Regions from separate parts of the Homo sapiens genome. Here region 1 is linked to region 2. A link is an interaction called in ENCODE POLR2A ChIA-PET data of the cell type or tissue named here. Cell type or tissue: MCF 10A. All regions are shown on one strand. Links, peaks and the distances in the headings refer to the core of each region. The heading gives the core; the rest is flanking DNA. Region 1 overlaps CROCC (ciliary rootlet coiled-coil, rootletin). Region 2 overlaps ATP13A2 (ATPase cation transporting 13A2).

Region 1 (5,329 bases), core at 330-5,329, 55 kb after region 2:
AACAACCACCCAAGGCCAGGGGTACTGCAGGGTGAGTGGCATGCCCTGGAGCCATGCAGTCATAGCCTGCACCTCTGTCAGAGGCAGCCCTGTCTAGGATTTGGTGGCTGAGGGCCCCTGTCCCGAGGGCCACTCTGGAGAGCATGTCAGTGCCAGCAATCATAACTTATGGAGCATTTGCTAAGTACCAGTCACTATGCTAAGCCCTCTATGCAGATGGTCTCAGCTCATCTTCAATACCTTTCACTATCCTATCCCTATTTCTACAGGTGGGGAAATGAAGGCACGGACACCTTGGGTAGCATCACCAGTAAGCGACCAAGATTCGATTCAAACCCAGGCAATTCAAACCCAGAGTCAGTGTTCTAGTAACTTCCCTGGCCCCTTGCCTTTCTATATGCTGAGGTCTGAGTGGCTCTTCATATGCAAACAGTACTTCTTAGCAAATGAAAGTGCTTTCCTGCTGTACATTAGGTCAGTATTTCCCAAATGTGGTTGTGGACCCTCTGCATCAGGATTACCAGGGCTGGACCAGATTTGGGACCTGGGAATCTGCATGTCTAATAAGAACCACAACCTCCCCATCCCCCCAGTCCTCCTAGCTGTCCCCAGGACCTCCACAACAGAGAGGAAGTCCCATTTCACAGATGTAGAGACCGAGGCAGAGCAAGAACGATGATGAAACACTGGCTCAGAGTCCTGCCCACCCCTCCCCAGCTGCCTGAACCTTTTCACGCTGGAGTCGCTGTAAGTCCTCCTCGTGAGCTGCCCGCTGCTCCCGCAGAGAGGCCTGGGCCTCCCGCTCAGCCTGCACCAGCTTCTGGGCCATCAGCTCCTTGTCTAGACTGGCTTTCTCCTGTGTAGCTATTATTTGCTGCCGCAGGCCCGCCAACTCCCCTGCACGAGAGGAATGGGGGAAAGGGCAGGGTTGGGTTGAAACTTTTCCTTGGGCCAGCAGACTTAGGCCAGGTGAGCCACATGGGCAAAATCCCAGAGGCAGAGGGCCTGCCTGGCATCTAGTTTGGGTCCTCTTGAAGTGGCTTGCCCTCTCTGGGCCTCAGTTTCCCTATATGCTACATGGGCCCACTGGCCCTGACCCCTTTCCTGCCTACCTAGAATGGCATTAAAGGCATAAAATGACTGATGAGAAGGCCTCCCAAATGGGACGGATGTCAAACATATAACAACCCTAGGTCAGGTGCCTTGGCTCACGCCTGTAATCCCAGCACTTTGGGAAGCTGGGGCAGGTGGATCACCTTAGGTCAGGAGTTCAAGACCAACCTGGCCAACATGGTGAAACCCTGTCTCTACTAAAAATACAACAATTAGCCAGGCGTGGTGGCAGGCGTATGTAGTCCCAGCCTCAGGGAGGCTGAGGCAGGAGAATCGCTTGAACCCAAGAGGCAGAAGTTGCAGTGAGCTGAGATTGCACCACTGCACTCCAGCCTGGGCAACAAGAGTGAGACTCTGCCTCAAAAAAACAAATAGGCCGGGCGCAGTGGCTCATGCCTGTAATCCAGCACTCTGGGAGGCTGGGTCAGGTAGGTCACCTTAGGTCAGGAGTTTGAGACCAGCCTGGCCAACACAGCGAAACCCTGTCTATACCAAAAATACAAAAATTAGCCAGGCATGGTGGCGGGCATATGTAGTCCCAGCTACTTGGGAGGCTGAGGCAGGAGAATCGCTTGAATGCAGGAGGCAGAAGTTGCAGTGAGCCGAGATCGCACCATTGCACTCCAGCCTGGGCAACAAGAGTGAGACTCTGTCTCAAAAAACAAACAGGCTGGGCGTGATGGCTCATGCCTGTAATCCCAGCAGTTTGGGAGGCCAAAGCGGGTGGATCACCTGAGGTCAAGAGTTCGAGACCAGCTTGACCAACATGGCGAAACCCCGTCTCTACTAAAAATATAAAATTAGCCAGGCATGGTGATGCATGCCTGTAATCCCAGCTACTTGGGAGGCTGAGGCAGGAGAATCGCTTGAACCCAGAAGGCAGAGGTTGAGGTGAGCCGAGATAGTGCCATTGCACTCCCGCCTGGGCAACAAGAGTGAAACTCTGTCTCAAAACAAACAAACAAAAAACAACCCTATTCCTGACTGAGCACTTACTATGGGTCAAGCGCCCAGCTAAGTATTTTAGACATAACCTCATTTTGTCTTCATAACATGCCTATGTAGTTTATCCTCATCCCCATTTAACAGATGATGAAATGGAGGCTCAGAGATCAGCAGCAACTTCCCACAGCTGCACAGCTACACATAAAGCATCTCCTTTAATGACTGACATGAACATACCCGTCAAACGTTAACTATTTATATTAATGGAAATGACTACAGGGAATGGAAATGGTATAGCTACCATCTAAAAACCATCTCCCGGGTTGGAAACCCACCAGCATTTCCCTTCCTGGTTCTGTCTGGCTCAGGTGTACATGGACAGGAAAATTAATTTCCATGACCCAAGTAGGTGCTTAGTTAATGTTAGGTGAGCAGAAAGAAGCCCTGAGTTCAGAGACTGGATGGGAACGGTGCAGGGAAGTGGGGCTGGGATTCTGGGGCCAAGAGAGTCATCTGAAAAGCACAGAGAACTCAGACTAACAGGCCTGATGACCGATGAACGGCAGTTACTGTTGACTCAGCCAGGCACCGTGCCACGGCCTTACACGCTTTTCCCACGTCATCCTGGCAACAGGCTTAGAAGGTGGGCATTGCCACCTCCAATCATCAGCTGAGGAATCTGCAGCCCAGAGAGGAAAGGGGCTTGCTCAAGGGAAGGTGAGATCTAAGTGGTGGCACAGGACTGGAACCCAGGCCAGCCAGACTCCTACTCCAGTGCTCCCAACTTCTGTGAGACCCCAGACCTTGGGAGGCTGCAGTCTGGGCTGGAACCTGGTGTTCCCCCCAAGTCCCCAGCCCCTCGTACCAGTCAGGGTCTCCTTGGCCAGCAGCAGGGCCTGCCCCTCGGCTTCCAGCTGCTCCCGGCGGGCCTCAAGCTGGGCCAGCTGCCGTTGCACCTCAAACAGGCTGCCCTCCAGGGCTTCCTTCTCCAAGCTGCAGCACATACAGTCCCTGAGGCCCTGGGACTCAGCCTCCCTGGCCCCAGGAAACTGTGGATCTCAGGGAGTGGCCAGGCATGGGCCAAGTGCCAATCTACCTGCCTGGCCAGGCCCACACTCCCTGGGGAAGCCTGAGCCACAGCTAGGACGAGTCGGCAAGCCAGACTCCTTAGTAACTGCCCCTGGGGGCCCGTGCCTGCGTGTGGCTGGTCATGGTGTGGCCCCAGGAGGACCCCCCAGGGCGGGTTGGGCAGAGCCCAAGGCCTTACCGCAGGCGTGTGGCCTCCTCTGACAGGGTCCTGCCTTCACGCTCCGCAGCCACCAGCTGCACAGCCAGGCCAGCGTGCTCCTTGGCTAGCGCCTCCTTCTCACGGGCCGCTCGCTCCAGCGCCTCCACTTGCCGCTGGGCCTCCCGCCGGGCCTGCTCCAGCTCCTGCTCCCGCCCGCTCAGCTGCCGGGAGAGCTGGCCCCCACCCAGAGACTGAGTAGCACTCCCAGCGTCCCCCAGCTTGTTCATCGTGCAGCACCCCAACTCTGGGCCTAACCCAGTCCTGGCAGAAGGCCTGGGTTTGAGCCCAGGGTCTGCCCTGATGTGCTACATGTACTTGGGCAAGTCATGACCTTCTCTAGATCTGCAATGCACGTGTGTACAAAAACCAGGGCCCAGCCAGGTACGGTGGTGCGTGCCTATAATCCCAGCACTTTGGCAGGTGGATCACTTGAGGTCAGGAGTTCAAGACCAGCCTGGCCAACGGGGTGAAACCCTGTCTCTACTAAAAATACAAAAATTAGCCGGGCGTGGTGGTGCACGCCTGTAGTCCCTGCTACTTGGGACGCTGAGGCAGGCGAACAGCTTAAACCCTGGAGGCGGAGGTTGCAGTGAGCCCAGATCGTGCCACTGCATTCCAGCCTGGGCAACAGAGCAAGACTCTGTCTGGAAAAAAAAACAACAACAAAAACAAAACAAAATGAAACAAAAAAAATGAGGGCCCTCACTCAGCTCTGGGAGTAACAGAACCCTTGTATTACTCTAAACTTGCAGAGAAGCTGAATATATAAACCAGACCCAAGTGCAGCTGCTCGGCAGGCCTCAAGGTGGAGACCTGCACCCTGCTTCCTGCACCCCCTACCCCATCCTCTAGAGGCCCCTCCCAGAAACCTAGGCGCTCCAGGATAGACCTTGCATGAAGGTCCCTGGATCCCTGAAACATTAAGGTCTCTTCCAGATGTGATGTTCCCAAAAGTCTAAGATTCCAATTCTAAAAAGTCTCCACCTATTATTAATCTGTATCATTATTATTATTATTATTATTATTATTATTATTGAGACGGAGTCTTGCTCTGTTGCCCAGGCTGGAGTGCAGTGGCATGATCTTGGCTCACTGCAACCTCTGCCTCCTGGGTTCAAGCGATTCTCCTGCCTCAGCCTCCCAAGTAGCTGGGACTACAGGCGCGTGCCACCACGCCCAGCTAATTTTTTGTAGAGATAGGGTTTCACCGTGTTAGCCAGGATGGTCTTGATCTCCGGACCTCAGGTGATCCACCCGCCTCGGCCTCCCAAAGTGCTGGGATTATAGGCGTGAGCCACTGCGCCTGGCTGGCCCCATGTTATAGATGGGGCAACTGAGGTATGGGAGATTGGGCAGCTTGTCCAAGGTCCCCAGCTAGCAGAAGTGGGGCTGGATTTAACCCAGAAGCAGGCTCCAGTGCCTGTGACTTAACCCAGGACTGGATGCAGGGGGCTGGGAGCCCGGCCTGCCCCACATGCTCTCCACACCACCCCCACACACAGCTTTGCCCACCTGCGCTAGCTGCTCCTGCAGCTGGCTGCGCTCATGGCGCAGCGTGGGGAGCTGCTGCTCCAATGCCTCCTGGGCCTGCTCCGCCACTCGTAGGGAGCCCTCCAGGCCCTGCCGCGCCACCTCCTGCTCCAACCGCAGCTCCTCTAGCCGTTCCTGCTCTTCCCGCGCCACTGTGGCCTCCTGCTCTGCCTGCCGTTGCCGGCCCTGCAGGGCGGACTTTTCTTCCTCCAGCTGGAGGCCAGGTAGGAGTGGGGCCTCGTGAGCAGGGCGTCCCTCCCAGGACCAGGACGCCTCCTCCACCCACCCACCAGCAACAATAGCCCAGGGGAGGCTCCCAGGGAATGAGGGACAGTGCCCTTGGGTGTATGGGACACTGGGGAGGGGGAGATGAGGAGGGCCCATGGAACTTCTGTGCTTTGACGCCTAGAGGGGATAGACAGACAGACAGAGAACCAGAGACAGACAGAGAAC
Region 2 (5,365 bases), core at 315-5,314:
ATATCTGCAATAGAACCACCTGATACCATTCCCCAAGTCTCAGTTTACCCATCTGTAAAGATAGGCCTGCAGGGCTGACCGTTTATTAGTCCAGACTTGACTTTGCATCTCCTCACTGCCAGACCTGGGCTGGGCACGGGCATGGAATGAAGATAAGCATCCCTGACCCCTGCCCTCAGGGTGGGGACTGGATGAGGATAGAAAAGTGAGACCCAGAGCTCCAAGGAAGCTAATGGCTGGATGCACGAGCACCATGGGGGCTTGGGGCACTGTCCAGGCCCCATTCTCCAATTCTGGGCCATACCCAGCAGAAAGACCGACACACGCAAGGAAACAAGACACTACTGGCCAAGCACGGTGGCTCATGCCTGTAATCCCAGCACTTTGGGAGGCCAAAGTGGGCAGATCACTTGAGGTCAGGAGTTCGAGACCAGCCTGGCCAACATGGTGAAACCCCATCTCTACTAAAAATACAAAAATTAGCTGGGCATGGTGGTGCATGCCTATAATCCCAGCTACTCGGGAGGCTGAGGCAGGAGAATCGCTTGAACCTGGGAGGCAAAGGTTGCAGTGAGCTGAGATCAAGTGACTGCACTCCAGCCTGGGTGACAGAGTGACACTCCGTCTCAAAAAAAAAAAAAAGATACGGTAAGTAAGAACCGACGGAAAGAAGAGCCAGATAAAGGACACAGGAAGACATGAGCTTTGGGCTCTGTCAGACCAGGTGCTTACTGTTTTGTGTTTTGTTTTGTTTAGTTTTTTGAGATGGAGTCTCACTCTGTTGCTCAGGCAGGGGTGCAGTGGTGTGATCTTGCCTCACTGCAACCTCTACCTCCCAGGTTCAAGTGATTCCCCTGCCTCAGCCTCCTGAGTAGCTGAGATTACAGGCACGCGCTGCCACGCCCGGCTAATTTTTTTTATTTTTAGTAGAGATGGGTTTCACCATGTTAGCCAGGTTGATCTCGAACTTCTAACCTCAGGTGATCCACCCGCCTCGGCCTCCCAAAGTGCTGGGATTACAGGCGTGAGCCACCGCGCCCAGGCTGATGTTTATTGTTTTTAAGGAAGCAAGAGGAGAAGGTGCCTCCCCAAATGACCTTTCTCTTTTCTGTCCACAGACAGCAGCCCTCTCGTGGGCAGCACGCCCACCGGTTATGGGACCCTGACGATAGGGACATCAATAGATCCCCTCAGCTCCTCAGTTTCATCCGTGGTAAGTGGGCAGAGTGGGGTGGGGAAAAGCTGCAGGGGGTGAATGCCCAGGCCCACCCAGACACCCCAACTTCCTACTCCAGCCCCGTTCCCACCCCGACCTGGGCCCTCTCTCGCTGCGTTCGCAGAGGCTCAGCGGCTACTGTGGCAGTCCATGGAGGGTCATCGGCTATCACGTCGTGGTCTGGATGATGGCTGGGATCCCTTTGCTGCTCTTCCGTTGGAAGCCCCTGTGGGGGGTGCGGCTGCGGCTCCGGCCCTGCAACCTGGCCCACGCCGAAACACTCGTTATCGAAATAAGAGACAAAGAGGTGAGAGTCAGGCTGAGCCTGGGGCTAGAGAAGCGCAGTGAGGGTCAGGGTCGGGGGTGGAGGATGCTTGGGTGCCAACCCGGCCACTGACTTTCCATGGGACATTAGGCAGGTCCCGCTCTTCTCTGGACCTCAGCTTTCCCATCTGAGCATTGGGCAGAAGGGACGGGTCGGGTGGTTTCTGGAGGGCTCTCCATAGCCTTGATTTCTGCCTTCTCCAGCAGGGGCCGCCTGGCTGTAGGACAGGGCCTGGGAGGGGAGGGGACTCTTCTGAGACTGAGTCCATACCTCTGTGTTCCAGGATAGTTCCTGGCAGCTCTTCACTGTCCAGGTGCAGACTGAGGCCATCGGCGAGGGCAGGTGAGGCAGCCCCATTGCCCCTTCCCAGAAGCCCCTGCTACCCTGGCCTCCCCAACTTCCCCAACCCTCGGCCCCCCCATAAAGGCTGACTCTGGCGCCTCCCATCCTAGGGAGGGAAGATGGCTCTGTGAGCACAGGGAGGTGCCAGGGCAGCTCCCAGAGCTCGAGAGTAACCCTCACCTGCTTCCCCAGCCTGGAGCCGTCCCCACAGTCCCAGGCAGAGGATGGCCGGAGCCAGGCGGCAGTTGGGGCGGTACCAGAGGGTGCCTGGAAGGATACGGCCCAGCTCCACAAGAGCGAGGAGGCGGTGAGTGTCGGACAGGTGGGTTCTGAAAAAGTCCTTGCCCCTCTCTCGGCCTCGGTTTCATGATCTGTGCAATGGGAGAGTCAGACTTCATGTTCTCCCACCACCTTTTAGTTCTGTTGTCCCAAACATCCAGGATGCTGTCTGAGCACGTTTACACTTTCAGGCCTCTCCCCACCTCTCTGTCTGGTGACACCAGTCCCTGCCCCCTACCCCCATCCCTCGGCTCCCAGCATAAGCACACTGCTTCTGGGGCCGGGGCCAGCTTCCAACCCATCCTCTCCTCTCTCCCACCCAGAAGCGGGTGCTGCGGTATTACCTCTTCCAGGGCCAGCGCTATATCTGGATCGAGACCCAGCAAGCCTTCTACCAGGTCAGGTAGGAGTCAGGGCCTGTGTGGCTCATGTCACCTCCCAGAGTGGCACTGGTTTGGGCACAGACGGTGGCATGGCATGGCCTGGGCTCCCCTCTCAGCTCTGATGCTTTTGCTGTCTGAAACCTTGGGCAGGTTACTGAGCCCCTCCAGGCCTGGGATCTCTGTCTATAAATAGGGCATGAAGATAACTTCTGCCTCCTAGGATTGTTTTGATGGTGAAATAGATAATAATTTATGTAGAGCTTGGCACCGAATGTGATCTGAGGTTGTGACACCACTGTGAATCAGACTATCAGCTCTGTACTCAGACTGTCTGCTTGGGGTTTAGTCACTGCTCTGCCACCTACAAAAGGCTTAAGAAACATGAGCTCAGGCTGGGTGCGGTGGCTCACCCCTGTAATCCCAGCACTTTGGGAAGCCAAGACAGGTGGATCACGAGGTCAGGAGTTCAAGATCAGCCTGGCCAAGATGCTGAAACCCCATCTCTACTAAAAACACAAAAATTAGCTGGGCGTGATGGCATGTGCCTGTAATCCCAGCTACTTGGGAGGCTGAGGCAGGAAAATCGCTTGAACCTGGGCGGCAGAGGTTGCAGTGAGCCAACATCGCGCCACTGCACTCTAGCCTGGATGACAGAGCATGACTCCATCTCAAAAAAAAAAAAAAAGAAAAAGAAACACAAGCTCACCACACACCTTAGTTTGTGTGTATGTGTGTGTGTGTGTGTGTGTGTGTGTGTGTGTGTGTGGTTTTTTTGGTTTGTTTGTTTGTTTTTTAAGATGGAGTTTCACTCTTGTTGCCCGGGCTGGAGTGCAATGCCGCATTCTCGGCTCACTGCACCTCCGCCTCCTGGGTTCAAGCGATTCTCCTGCCTCAGCCTCCCGAGTAGTTGGGATTACAGGTGCATGCCACCACACCCAGCTAATTTTTGCATGTTTTGTAGGGACGGGGTTTCACCATGTTGGCCAGGCTGTTCTCAAATACCTGACCTCAGGTGATCCACCCGCCTCAGCCTCCCAAAGTGCTAGAATTACAGGCATGAGCCACCGGGCCCTGCTCACACACTTTAGTTTGAATGCCGCAGAAGCAGACCCCCAGACAAGGGCTCAAGGGCAGGGAGTTTGTTTTGAAGCTGATCCCAGGCAGTGCTGGGGAAGGGATGGAAGCACGGAGGGAGGTTATGCTGGCTGCCACAGCTGTGGACACCCGGACTTCAGTCGCCTGGGGATCTCCTTGGGCCAGCGTAGACCACACACCTCTGGGCGACCTCACACAGGGAGTGAGGACAGTTACCATCAAATTCCCTGCCATTATCAGTCACGGGACACAAAGTCTTCCACGCTTTCCGGGCTCACAGGCAGGGGATTCACATGCAGCCAGAAGGCCTCAGGTAAAGACAGGTGTTTTCAGGGTCCAGCTGTCATGTGGAGGTGAGGCAGAGGGGAGATGGGGATGGCAGCAACAGCCTCTGCTGCATGATGGGGATAATAGCAAAAATCACCCGTGCATTCATCACTTAGCAAGTGGCAGGCACGTCCAAAGCAGTCCCCGAGGCTTGCCCCACTTAATCTACCCATGGCCCTATGTGGTAGGTGCTGTCACTGCCCCCATTTTGCAGATGAGAAAACTGAGGCACAGAGAGGTTAAGTGACTTGCCCAGGGTATCATCAGTGTAAATAGTGCCCTTATCACTAAATAACAGCTACTCTTTTCACTGTTCATATTATTAGCATCATCTCTCGCTGTTCTCCTTCTTCAGTGACTTGGTTTGGAACCCAGTGAGAGGAACAAAAGGGCAAAGCCAAGCCTTGGGTTCAAGGGGGCTTACTTGCTCCCAGGAGCTCAGTGTGGCAGAACGGGGATGGGGGGCCTAGAGCCCATAGTCTCCAGCCTGCACAGGGTGGGGGATGCAGACCTCAGGCCCCATGGCCCATGCGTGTCCCCTCGCACCCACCCCCAGCCTCCTGGACCATGGCCGCTCTTGTGACGACGTCCACCGCTCCCGCCATGGCCTCAGCCTCCAGGACCAAATGGTGAGGTCAGTGCTGCCCTGGACCGGGGTGCCCTGAGAACTGGGGCTCCTTGTGTTGCCCCCCAATGTGGTTGCCTTCCAGTCACCTGCCTTCTCTGGGCCTCAGTTCCCCCAGCTGAAAGTGGGGAGCTCCTTCACCCCGGGAGGGTCCAGCCACAGCTCCTCCTTCTGATGGCTTGGCCTCATCCCCTCTTCCAGGAAGGCCATTTACGGCCCCAACGTGATCAGCATACCGGTCAAGTCCTACCCCCAGCTGCTGGTGGACGAGGTAGGGCTGTCCCTGGGTCTTGCCCCAGCCCTGCCTGGCGTGCTGTGTGACCTTGGCCCAGGGCTTGCCTCCTCTGGGCCACTTTACGGTGGCAACCAGACCAGCTGTCCCCTTCTCCATAGTGGATCGTCATCTCAGAACCTGCCGCAGTCAGCCTAGCCAGAGAGACCAGGTCCAGGAATTGGAGGTTCTGCCCAAGGCTTGGGTCACAGATTGGGGCCCCACTCATAGGGATTGGAGGCCAAGAGGCAAATCCACGCAGCCTGAGCATCTATGGGGTCCCCAGAGACACGCCCTAGAGCCTGGGTCCTCTCTGTGCGTCCTCCACTTTCATGCTCCCAACAGTCCCGTGGGTTGGGCCTGGGACTGCACTGTTCACACCTGAGAAATCCAAGCTTCAGTTGGAGGCTGTGACATGGCCAAGGTCACACAGGGACAAAGAGAAGCCAGTGACCTGGACACAACTAGAATAAAGTGTGAACATCCCAGCCCTCTGATCGGG

Evidence for each region. ChIA-PET counts read pairs that join two places held together with the same protein. Peaks named below come from ENCODE experiments on the same cell type or tissue, not always from the same donor. Only the 100,000 strongest peaks of a DNase experiment are listed, where the experiment ranks them.
Region 1: POLR2A ChIA-PET joins it to region 2 with 6 read pairs; 12 of 35 experiments call an interaction of 5 or more read pairs at or near these places.

The regions. Positions count from the first base shown.
Region 1 is chr1:16,946,521-16,951,849 of GRCh38, reverse strand. CROCC (ciliary rootlet coiled-coil, rootletin) reads right to left here. Exons shown (of 37, transcript NM_014675.5): 17 at 4,859-5,089; 18 at 3,326-3,519; 19 at 2,924-3,051; 20 at 728-897. Among named protein-coding and RNA genes, the nearest start is that of CROCC, 27 kb to the right of the region's middle. In MCF 10A, for the core only: a CTCF peak has its summit at 4,138 (motif pointing right); DNase peaks (open chromatin) are centred at 2,640 and 3,169.
Region 2 is chr1:17,001,532-17,006,896 of GRCh38, reverse strand. It overlaps ATP13A2 (ATPase cation transporting 13A2), which reads left to right. Exons shown (of 29, transcript NM_022089.4): 2 at 1,119-1,213; 3 at 1,341-1,523; 4 at 1,825-1,883; 5 at 2,076-2,205; 6 at 2,486-2,565; 7 at 4,524-4,601; 8 at 4,794-4,863. Among named protein-coding and RNA genes, the nearest start is that of ATP13A2, 7.7 kb to the left of the region's middle. In MCF 10A, for the core only: no CTCF peak of the experiment used is centred there; a DNase peak (open chromatin) is centred at 2,866.